Regions from separate parts of the Mus musculus genome. Here region 1 is linked to region 2. A link is a contact called in ENCODE Hi-C or POLR2A ChIA-PET data. All regions are on one chromosome and are shown on one strand. The core of a region is the stretch at or near the end of the contact, and the rest is flanking DNA. Distances in the headings are between cores, read along the strand shown.

What was found. A loop is a pair of places that touch in the nucleus more often than their neighbours do. ChIA-PET counts read pairs that join two places held with the same protein, here RNA polymerase II (POLR2A).
Region 1: a map of left cerebral cortex shows a loop between it and region 2 (2.4-fold over the local background). The contact joins the promoter of Trappc5 here to the promoter of Rps23rg1 in region 2. A Hi-C loop is called at or near these places in 24 of 37 maps with a recorded cell type or tissue (CH12.LX, Patski, adrenal gland and 7 more). POLR2A ChIA-PET finds 5 or more read pairs at or near these places in 3 of 5 experiments (Patski and embryonic stem cell).

Annotation. Positions count from the first base shown.
Region 1 is chr8:3,672,619-3,678,325 of GRCm38, forward strand. Trappc5 (trafficking protein particle complex 5) reads left to right here and starts at 3,859. Exons shown (of 2, transcript NM_025701.4): 1 at 3,859-3,985. It overlaps Gm45231 (a long non-coding RNA gene), which reads right to left and starts at 3,781. Exons shown (of 2, transcript XR_870093.2): 1 at 3,609-3,781; 2 at 1,402-1,988.
Region 2 is chr8:3,564,913-3,570,794 of GRCm38, forward strand. Rps23rg1 (ribosomal protein S23, retrogene 1) reads left to right here and starts at 3,086. Exons shown (of 6, transcript NM_001024728.2): 1 at 3,086-3,184.

The sequences.
Region 1 (5,707 bases), core at 2,609-5,108, 110 kb after region 2:
GGACCACCGGAGAAGGCAGGTGATATACTTTTCTCTTCCATAATTCCTCTTCTTTCCCCTAGTATAGGTTGGGCTAATACGGTGTAGGCTACTCTATCCATCCCCCTTCGCTTTTCCTTTCCCCTTTGGATGCTGGCCTGAGTATGCTTTTAAACTTCCTAACAGTCTGGCTTGGGTTTTCCTTAGTCCTTTTTCTAGAGCTCCAGTCCCATCAAGTGTGGCTGACCTCCATGACAGCGGATCTTCTTCATTCTCCTTGGCTTGCTTGCCCTGAGACTACAGGTTGCCTGCCCTGGACTTTCCATTTTAAACTCGAATAAATTGCCCCGAAAATTCCATTTGAGTCAGTGTCTACATTTCTGACTTTTTCTTCTCTGTAGCCTAAGCTGACCTTAAACCAGACCCGTTGTTACAGATGGCATGGCTGTTGGCCGGGTTGGGGATTCATAGCTCATACGTTTATGTTTTCACCTATGAGTTATATCCACCTAGTTACAATCAGAGGGACCCAGGGCACTTCCACTCCGGCGAACACTAGAATATAAAAGCCCCAGGCAGATGTCTTCCTTCCTCCTATCTCCCCAGGCTTTGGATCCAGGCTTTGGATCCAACGTGACTTTGAGGTGCTTGGGAAATGTCTGTTGACTGAGGGCCAGTGAGAAGAGTCAGAGAGTACAAGTGTCTCTTGGAGGGCAGTCATGATAGATCCCTTTTGGTGAGTGCTCCATAGCCTCAGTAATAGTGTCAGACCTTGGGACCTTCCCTTGAGCTGGATCCCACTTTGGGCCTGTTGCTGGACCTCCTTTTTGGGAGTCAAGCAATCTTATCCATGGCGTTCCAGTGTCTTCTTTTCTCTGTCACTTTTTTTTCTGTCATTGGTTCTTTTGAGACAGGGTCTTACTCTATAACCTTGGCTGGCTTTGAACTCAAAACCCATTCTGCTTTAGCTTCCTAAATGCTGAGACTACCTACAGGCCTGAGTCACTGTAACAGCTCTCTCTCTCTCTCTCTCTCTCTCTCTCTCTCTCTCTCTCTCTCTCTCCCTCTCTCTCTCCCTCCCTCCCTCCCTCCCCCTGTGTTGTTTTGTTTATGGCAGGGTCTCGCTATATGACCTTGGTTGCTATGGAGCTTGCTATGTAGACTAGGCTGGTCTTAAACTCACAGAGATCCACCTGTCTCTGCCTGCTTCTTGCTGAGATTAAAGGTGTGCACCACTTTGCCTAGCCTCTCATTGAGAGAGAGAAAAAGATAAATTTCTCCACTCATGCTGTCCAGTAGCAGCTTTTGTGTTCTTCAAGCGCGGGCAGTATGAGCTGAGCTGTATCTATTTTGAAAATACACACTTGGTTTTTTAACACTAGGAAGAAGTGGTAATAGCAAAGACAAGAGACATAAGGAAAATTAAAAATCAATACCCATTATTAACATTTCTTTATTGTAGTAGTCAGGGTTCACTAGAGTCACAGAACTTATGGGTAGTCTCTATATAGTAAAGGGATGAACCACTGAGCCATCTCTCCAGCACTAAAATGTACTAAAGCATTTAAAAAATAGTATTTTGGGCCAGGGGATGACCTCGTCTGTAAAGTGCTTGCTGCACAAGGATTAGGGTCTTGCTTCAATTCCCAAAACCCACATGTAAGGCCAGACATATAGGCGCACAACCGTAATCCCAGAGCTGAGGAGACAAAGACAGGGGAGGGGAACTCTGAGGCTCATGGTCTGCCATCTCAGTTGAATTAGGGCGCTCCAAGACCCAGAAAGAGACCATATTTCAAAATGAAGCCAACACCAGGTGTGGTGGTGCACGCCTTTCATCCCAGCACTCAGGCAGCAGAGGAAGGCAGGGTGTGAGTTCGATGTCAGCCTGGTCTGAACATTCAAGGTTGTCTTCTGGCCTCCACAGGCACATAGCCCCCTCCTCTTTCTTCTCCTTTTCTTTTCTGAGACAGGATCTCATTATGTAGACATGGCTGGTGTGGACCTCCCTGTGGAGACCAGGTTGTCCTTAAACTCATAGAGAGCCACTTGCCTCTGCCTATTGAATGCTGGTATTTATTCGTTTATTTTTAAAATTTTGAATTCTTTAGCTAGAAAGCCCCACATTGTTTTCATTTCTTCTCATAGTTCTTTTAATTCTTCTCTCAGATATCACGCCCTGATAGCAGCCCCGCCTCCCTCCTCTCCTCCAGCTCCCTCCCTTTCACCATCCCTCTCCCCCAGATCCACTCCTTCAGAAAAGGGCAGGCCTCCCAGGGATCTCAGCCAATCAAGTTGCAATGAGACTAGGTACATCCTCTTATATTTAGCCTGGACAAGGCAACTCAATAGGAGAAAAAGAGTCCCAAAAGCATGCTAAAGAGTCAGAGATAGCCCCTGCTCCCACTGTTAGGAATCCTACAGGAAGATCAAGCTACAAAACATAATATGTAGTCAGAGGATCTATGTCTGACCCACGCAGGCTCCCTGACTGATTGGGAAGGGAGGAGAGAGAGAGAGAGAGAGAGAGAGAGAGAGAGAGAGAGAGAGAGGCGGAGAGAAGAGGAGAGGCCAGCCAGGAACCTGTGGAGAGAGGGGGAGGGGGATGAGGAGAGAGGGAGAAAGGGGTCAGGGAGGGAAGAGAGTCAGAGAGAGTAAGAATGTCTTCCTGTGGGGTCATGCTCTCCCCTTCAGCTTCTTCAATCCTTCCCCTAATTCAAACATAGGGGTCCCCGACTTCAGTCCAATGGTTGGGTGTAAGTATCTGCATCTGTCTCAGTCAATGCTATGAATTTTTAAATTAAGCATATGGGGCAGTGGCATGGTTCATCTGTAAAGCACTTGCCTAGCCATTGTGAGGCCCTGGGTTTCATCTGCAGCATTGTAAAAGACATAATTAAACCTGCACCTGACTTATGCAGGTTGGAGATATGAATAGACTCCAGGAGAAAATGACCTACATTCTTTCTGCCGCTTGTGTTTCCTCTTAAAAAGATCAGCTAAACACGGGAAGCTCTGGGCACATATATCACCTTAATTTTGTTGTCATCTTGGTCTACATAGCAAGACTGTTTCAAACAACCACCAACCAACCAATATACAGCACAAAAAATTAAGGGGCTGGGGAGGTGTCTTAATAGATAAAGTACAATTGTAAAGATCTGAGTTTGATCCTGAGTACCTACATTAAAAAAAAAAAATTGCTGGGTGTGTTGGTCACACCTGTAACCCCAGAACTGCCAGCCAGTGAGGTGTTTGTGGGGCAGACAGAAGGATTTTCTGAGATGCTTGACAGCTAGCAGAAATGGTTACCCCAGGTCCAGTAGTTAGACCCTGTCTTAAAATAAGTTCCAGAGCAATAGAGATAGACTCAGTGTCAACCTCTGGTCTCTGCACACAGGAGTGTTGGGCACATGAGACACACTGACACACAAAGGGAGGATAAGGATGGTCAGACGCCTCCGCAGGTAAAACTACTACTACTTCTAAAACACTGCAGCTACACCATCTGTGAAAGATGGAAAAACACCCCCAGATCAAGCGTTCTCCTTCACCCACTGGTAAAAAAAAAATCACGTGTCAGGGGAAATTGCGTGTAAATACATCACGTCTACAGTTCACGTACTTACATACTTAAGAAGATACGTGCCCGAGGGCATGCACGTGCTCCTGGGATAGAATACTTTGCATACTACACTCTTGCTCAAAAGCCAGCTTTTATAGCAAGATCTCATAGCCCAGTGCCCACCAGCGTTCTGCGCCGCGGGGCTTGGACACGGGCGCCCCCTTGCGGCCCCTCTCGGTCACCGCATTGCCCCGCCCTCCGTGCGCAAACGAGCTAGCCCGCGCACGCCTGCGCACTCACAGGCCTTTTACGACGCCATCAAGGAGTTCCGCTGACCCGCCCGCAGCACAGTTCCGGTTGAGACCTTTCCCCGCCCGAGAACCTTCTCCGGCGCGCTCGGGCCTCGTCTTTTTTTCTGTGCGTCCGGAGCAGCGTTCCCGGGTCAGTCTGCTTTGGGTTTCCCCTGGGGGTGATGCGGGTTCCGCGGTCCCGGCCGGGCGTCCTAGAGCAGCCCAGTCGAGCATTCTGCACGGTTCCTTTCCCCAGCTGGGGAGCCGGACGGTCCATCCTAATCTCCCAAGACCTGGCCCGTGGGACATGCTTTGTAGGGGAGGGTTGTCGGCTCCAATCCATTCTCCAGAAGCCATGAAGGCTTCACCTGGTGGTCTCCATTCACTGTTGTGACTCCCGGCTGCCGGCACGGGAGGCCCAGAGGCTCTCACCGCTTCCTCCTGCCTCCTCCACTAGTGTCCCCATCATCCGTGCAGTTTTCTAGAGACTTTGTGGGAGTATGAGTTCCGACGGGATCTCTTTTAGAGTTAAGGGTCACCGTGGAAACGGCTTCCTTCATGACAAATAGACACTTCCGCCGCTCCCCAACCTCATGTTACAGGGTTGGGAATTTTTTGCACCCCCTCCTGGCTTGGCCTTGGCTCACCGGTGTCCCTTACTGTCACATACTTTTCTAGCTTTCCTGGAGGGGTTGGGCAGGAAGGTCTCTAGGGTAGTCAGAGCTGGAGCACATGCCGGCTAGGGAAAACATAATTGACTGTCCTTTGTCCCCTCTCCATTCACCAATGTCCCGCCCCCGCTTTAAAGACAGAGTGTATTAGTGCTTTTCTCCTTCTTGTTGTGGTCATATATACCCGACAAAAGCAACCAGAAGAAGGAAAGGTCTGTTTATTCGGCTATTGACACATGGTTTCAGGAGCATGAGGCCGCTGGCATTGCATCCACAGTCGAATGCTGGCGCCAAGATCACTTCCTTCTTTTTACCTTAGGGTGGTGATGCCTGTATTCATACTGGGTCTTCCCTCTGGAAATCCAGAGACGTGTTTTCATGGTGATTCTAAATCTAGGTCGTGAAGACGAACCATTGCACAGGGTCTCACTGTGCTCTAGGCAGTCCTGGAACTCACCCGGGCTGGCCACTTTCTGCCATCTTACTGCCTCAGTCTCTGGAGTGCTGGGGCTGCAGGTGTGCTCCTCCAGTTTTGTGGCCTCTCTGTATTCCACCTTTTTGATTGATTGATTGACTAATTAAATTTTTTTGAGACAGTTTCTCTGTGTAACAGCTCTGGCTGTCCTCAGTCTCACAGAGATGCCTCTGCTTCCTGAGTGCTGGGATTAAAGGTGTGCATTCATCATGTGTGGCACCTTAAGTTTTAACCATTCCCCTGCCACATGCCAGCTTCTTAAAAATTACATTAAAATTTTTTTTAGATTTATTTATTTACATTTAAAAAATTTATTCATTGCATGTTTGTGTGCACATGTGTGTATTTGTGAGTGTGCATGGGGGTAAAGGGCAACTTTTGAGAGTGAGTTCTCTCCTTGTACTCTGTGGGTTCTGGGATCAAATGGGGCTTATCAGGCAAGTGTCTTTACCTTCTGAGCCATCTTGCCAGTTCCACTGATAGTTCTTTGGGAAGACTTCTTATTTGTTTGAGCTTGATTTTATGTGTATGTGTGTTCAGCCTGCATATATGTATGTGTAATGTGTGTGTGCCTGGTGCCCTAAGTGGTTAGAGGATCTACTAGATCTAGTTACAGGTTGTTGTGAGTCACCATGTGGGTGCTGGAATTCAAACTCGGTCTCTCTATAAGAGCAACAAATGATCTTCTTTCGCTCCAGCTTTTTTTTTTTTTTTTTTTTTCCTTTCA
Region 2 (5,882 bases), core at 1,836-4,335:
CTCTGTAAGGGCTGTCAGTGTCCTTAACCAATGAGTCATCTCTCTAACCTCACCCACCTTATCTCTTTGAGATCTCTCAATGAGTCTAGAGTGCATCAATTTGGTTAAACTGATTGGCTAGTGAGCCTCAGGGTCCTCACATCTCTGCTCCCACCAACCACCACAGGAAAGAGTTACGAGCACATGCCATCACATTTTACATAGTTGCTGTCGATTGAACTCAGGTTGTTATGTTTGCACCACAAGCACTTTTCCAGACAAGCCAGTTCCTCAGTCCCCAACTAGCACCTTCGTTTATGAGATAAGGCCTCTTACTGCAACCTAGGGCTTGCTTTGCTAGGCTTGTTTGGCTGGCCAGGGAACTATCAGGATCTCCACCTGTGTCTGCTTCACCAGACCTAGAATTACAAATGCATGGTACAATGCCCAGAGTTTTGGGTAGGTGTTGGGAACTGAATTCAGTTTCTCATTCTTGTGTGGCAAATACATAACAAACTCCATTGGGAGTGCCAATGAAGACCAATTCTTTCCTTCTGATCCTTTCCCTCCATCCCATTCCATCCCTTCCCTTCACCTCCTCTTGTTTCTCCCTTCTCTCTCTCTCTAGGCCCCCTTCCTTGTTCTCTTCCCCACCCCCATCCCACTCCTTCCCTCATCCCTCCCTCTCTTCCTTTCTTTCTTTCAACAGGGTCTCAAGTTGCCCAAGCTGGCCTCAAATTCCTATATAGTCTAGGATAATCTTGAGTTCCTGATCCTCCTGCCTCTATCTCCTGAGTAATGGGGTTGTTGAGGATACTACCACATCTAGTTTATGCTAGTGATGGAAACCAGGGCTTTGAGCACAGGAGGCAAGCACTTTACCAACTCAGCCCCATCCCCTACCTCAGATTTTTTTTTCTTTTGAAATGCAATTTGATTGATAGTCTAAAAGAAAAAAAAAATGATGCCTATAATGTCTAAATCGGCAATCCATCCTCTGGGAGCACACAATTTGGAGGAGGTGTGTGGGAAATAGTTCCAGAGGCTGTTGACAATGGTGTAGGGGTATAGGAAGCTCTGAGGCCTTTAAAAGAACGAGACAGACCTGTATTTACTGACATGGAAAAACACATGTATATCGCTCCATGAAAAGGAATGGGGACCATACAGGCGGATTCCACTGGAGCAAGCAGACACATGTAGAGTGGCCACAGTGAACTCCTTTCACTCCAGTGTGCTGCGGAGGAGGGGACTCAAGGGAGGAACGTCAGGAGAAATCTTGTTATTGAAGATGAAATATTCCCTGAGCTTGTAACCTCTTCTCCTCCACCAGGGTTGCTTTTAGATTTTCACTATCATAGATGAGATTGGGGTGGGGATTTTCCTTCTTCTTCCCCCTCATCCTGTTCACCCTACTCCTCTTTTTCAGGTAGGTTGTTAATATGAAGCCTGGGATGACCTTAACTTTGAGATCCTCCTGCCTCAACCTTTGGAATCTTCGGATTACAGCTGTGCACCACACCCACCAACTTCTTTTTATTTGCTCTCTCTCTCTCTCTCTCTCTCTCTCTCTCTCTCTCTCTCTCTCTCTCTCTCTCTCTCCCCTCCTATCATTGATTCAGGTGCAGCAGCAAATATGAGGTCAGAGGTCAACTTACAGGAGTTTGTTCTCCTTTCACTATGCTGTGAGGATTCAACTCAGATATCAGGCTTGTGCAGTGAGTGACCTCTCTTTGAGTCTCATTTGGCCCAGGATGATCTTGGACTTGTGAATCTCTAGCTTCTTCCTCCTGGGATCATAGCACCATGCCTGCTTTAGTCAATACTTGGGATGGAACCCAAGGCTTTTTGCAGGCCAAGTGCTCTACCAACTTAACCACAGCCCTAAGCCCTCAATCATTTCTTCCTATTATCTCCAATGTGTTATTGCAATAAACGAGTAAGAACATTCTTCCATTTCCCCTGTTCCTGTTCTTAGGAAAAACAAACACTAGACTTGACAACAGAGGCTCATAGCTGACTGGCTTCATTGTAGTGCTTGATACACTTGGCTAAGTTGCTCTGGTAAAAGGCGGAAAAGTTTAACACCCCTGGCAGTGGGTGGAAGGTCCTGTTTCATGGCACAGTTGGAAATTATTAGACAGGACAGCTGGGAGGGCTACTGGAAGCACAGAACAAATTCAGGATGTTCGAGGCTCTGGGTTCCAACCCAAGCACATTGCCCCACCTCAATCAAACAGCAAACCAAACCTGGTGACATGGCTGTAACCAGAGCACTCACGCGGTGGAAAGCAGAAGCTGAAGGCCACTTTTAGTGTGTTTGAGGCCAGCCTGGCTTACATGTCCCCCAACCCCCCAAATAGGACTGGGGGTATGGCTCAGTGGGTAAAGCACTTGCCAACCTGAGTTCAGGTCCCTAGAAACCTCATAAAGGTAGAATGGACTCCACAAATTATCCTCTGACCTACACACAGAGAGACTACACACCTGCTCTCACACATTAAAAACGTGCAAGATAAAAACTTGCTGGGCATGGTAGCACACTCTTTAATCCCATCATTCGTGAGGTGGAAGCAGGTGGATCTCTGTGAGTTTGAGGCCAGTCTGGTCTTTAAAGCCAGTTCCAGGACAGCCAGGGTTGTTACACATAGAAACCCTGTCTTGAAAAAACAAAATAAATAAGTAACTCTTTCTTTGACTTAAAAGGGGAGGTGGGGCGCCATGTGATTTGCACAACTTTTAATCCTAGTGAAAGATTATCCATTAGACTGACTCCCAGATAAGCAGACCAAGAGGGAGATCGGCCAGAGCTAGGTAACAAAGATAGCAAGCTCCGAGGATGGTAGCTTCTTCCTCGCCCTGCTGAGCTGAGACAAAAGCCTGGAGGCTTAAAACAAATGCCTTACATGCTTTTGTCTCCTGCCAGCAGGACTCTGCTGCTGGTCTGGGTCAGGTGTCCGAGGTCTGCTCAGGACGGTCACACAACAGTTCTGAGCCAATCAGCTACTCTGTCTTTCTTCAAACTGACCAACCGTAAAGTAGGGAAGAAAACTCAGACTTTAAACCCCCAGCCTTCATTGTCAACCTCTCTGCTTTGCAGAGAGTCTTTCTCTCACCCCAGATAAATGCCTGTCCTCAACTGCCGATTCTCTCTGCTGCTGTCAGCAGACTGGAGATTTCTCCACTGCCACCTGTCGTGCTTGAGGTTTGTCCTGCCTTTTAGTTAGTGAATTGGCAGAGAAAACGAACCGGATAAAGAACCCTAGACTGTATTACTAGGACTTTGAAGGCAGAGGCGCGTAGAACTCTGTGTATTCAAGGCCAGCCTGGTTTATATAGGCCAGCAAGTTTCAGGACAGCCAGGTCTACAAAATGAGACCCTGCCTCAGAAAGAAAAAGAAAGAAAGAAAGGAAGAGAGAAGAGAGGGAGGGGGGAAAGGAAAGAAGGAAGGAAGGAAGGAAGGAAGGAAGGAAGGAAGGAAGAAGTTAAAGAACGCAGCTTTGTATATATATTATTTTAGTATATATTTGTTTATTTACTTTGTGTGTGTCTATATGTGCGTGTAGAGTTCAGAGGAGAACTTGCAGAAATCGGTTCTCCCCTCCCACCATACGGATCCCTGCAATCTACCTCAGAGCAAGCAGTCGTTGGGGTGGGGTGGAGGATTTTTTTAAAGCCCCCTGCAGCCTCCGTTGCTTTCCACACTTTTAATATCTTACTTCAGTATGCAAATTTTTTCCAATCCTCTGTTCTTGTGGCTTTTTTCTATGGCTCAAACAAGTGGTGGGTCCTGAGTGGTTGTGTTGGAGTGGGGTGACACTCTCCGCAGGTGTGAGCACTCAGAGAGGCAGATAGACTGGGAGGATCACATACTGTTTCTGCTTCGTGTTTGTTCATGTTTGTAAGTATTGATTTTGTATGATCAGCTTTATTTACCTGAGTGCAACGGGGTGTTATATTTGAAGAACCTGTGTGTGTGTGTGTGTGTGTGTGTGTGCGTGCATGTGTGTAGGTGTGTATGTGTGTAGGTGTGTGTATGTGCATGTGTGTAGATGTGTGTGTGTGAGAGTGTGTGTGTAGGTGTGTCTGTATGTGTGTCTGTGCATATGTGTAGGTGTGTATGTGGGCATGTGTGTCTGTGTGTGTACATGTGTGTTTGTGTGTCTGTGTCTGTGTAGGTTTGTTTGTGTGTGTGTCTGTGCATGTGTGTATGTGTGTGTGTGCATATGTGTATGTGTGTGTGTAGGTTTGTTTGTGTGTGTGTCTGTGCATGTGTGTATGTGTGTATGTGTGTCTGTGCATGTGTGTCTGTGTGTATGTGTGTGTGTGCATGTGTGTCTGTGTGTGTAGGTATGTCTGTGTGTATGTGTGGTGTGTCTGTGCATATGTGTAGGTGTGTGTGTGCATGTGTGTAGGTGTGTGTGTGTGTGTGTGTGTGTGTGTGTAGTATAGAGATCTATCTTGGGTATAGTTCTTCAGGAGCCATTCCCCTTGTTGTTACTGTTTTTTTTTTTTAGTTTTTATTTAATTATTTATTTTATGTGTATGTTCGTAGACCTCATTGTCTGCATGAGCACTACACACACACACACACACACACACACACACACACACACACATTGCCTGGGCAGACCAAAAGAGGGCATTGAATTCCCTGGAACTAGAGATACAGGTAGTTGTGAACTCCCTAATGTGTGTGCTGGGAACCAATCATGTATTCCCTGAAGAGCAGACGGTGAGTGTTTAACCACTACATCATCTCTCCAGGCCTTTTAAAGAATTTTTAACTATACTTATTTATTTATTTTATGAGAGGGTGGGCACACATGGTACATGCCATGTGTCTTAGGGTGCCATTGCTGTGAACAGACACCATGACCAAGGCAACTCTTAGAAGGAAAACATTTAATGGGGCCAGCTTACAGGTTCAGAGGTTCAGTCCATTATCATCATGGCAGGAAACATGGCAGTGTGCAGGCAGACGCGGTGCTGGAGCAGGAGCTGAGAGTTCTACATCTTGTTCTGCAGGCAACAAGGAAAAGACTGTGTCACACTGAGCACAGCTTGAGTGACTCCACAAAGCCTACCGACCCAGTGACACATTTCCTACAATAAGGCCACACCTCCTAACAGTGTCACTCCTTATGGGCCAGGCATTCAAACACATGTGTTTATAGAAGCCATATCTATCAAACGAAGTCTGCAGCCTGTGTTCAATGCCCACGTGTACTCTGTATCACACTTGTGCCCCTCCACATACTGGATAGAAACAACTTAGGGGAATATTATGGTTAATATTGTCATCTCTACAGGGTCTAAAATCACCTAAAAGGAAAAAAAAAAATCTCTGGGCACATCTGAAAGGGAGTTTTTAGACTGAGTTAACCAAAGTGTGAGTATCCAGCCTGAATGTAGATGATGCTATCCCATGGTGCATTTGCCTTTGATGCCAGCATTGGGGAGACAGAGGCAGGAGGATCCCTATGAATTCAGGGTCAGCCTGGTCTAAAGAGAGTGTTCTAGCACAGCCAGGGCTATATAAAGAGACCCTTTCCACATTATTTTAAAATTTTTATTTTAAGTTTTAAAGTTTTTTAAACCTTATTTCATTTGTATTATCTTATTTAAATAAGTATTTAAGTTTTTAAGATTTTTTTAAAAAAATGTAGTTGTGTGTCTCTGTGTGGGTATGTGCACTTGTGTGCGGTACCCAAGGAGGCTAGAAGGTATCTGGATCCTCTAGAGCTGTAGTTACAGAGGGTTGTGAGCCACCTGACCTGCATGCTAGAAACTGAACTTGTATCCTCTGCACAACGCTGGTTTTCTCTCCAGTCCCTCCGTTTGTTTTTTTTTTTTTAAATTTTAAAAATTATTTATTTATTTTATGTAAGTTACACTCTAG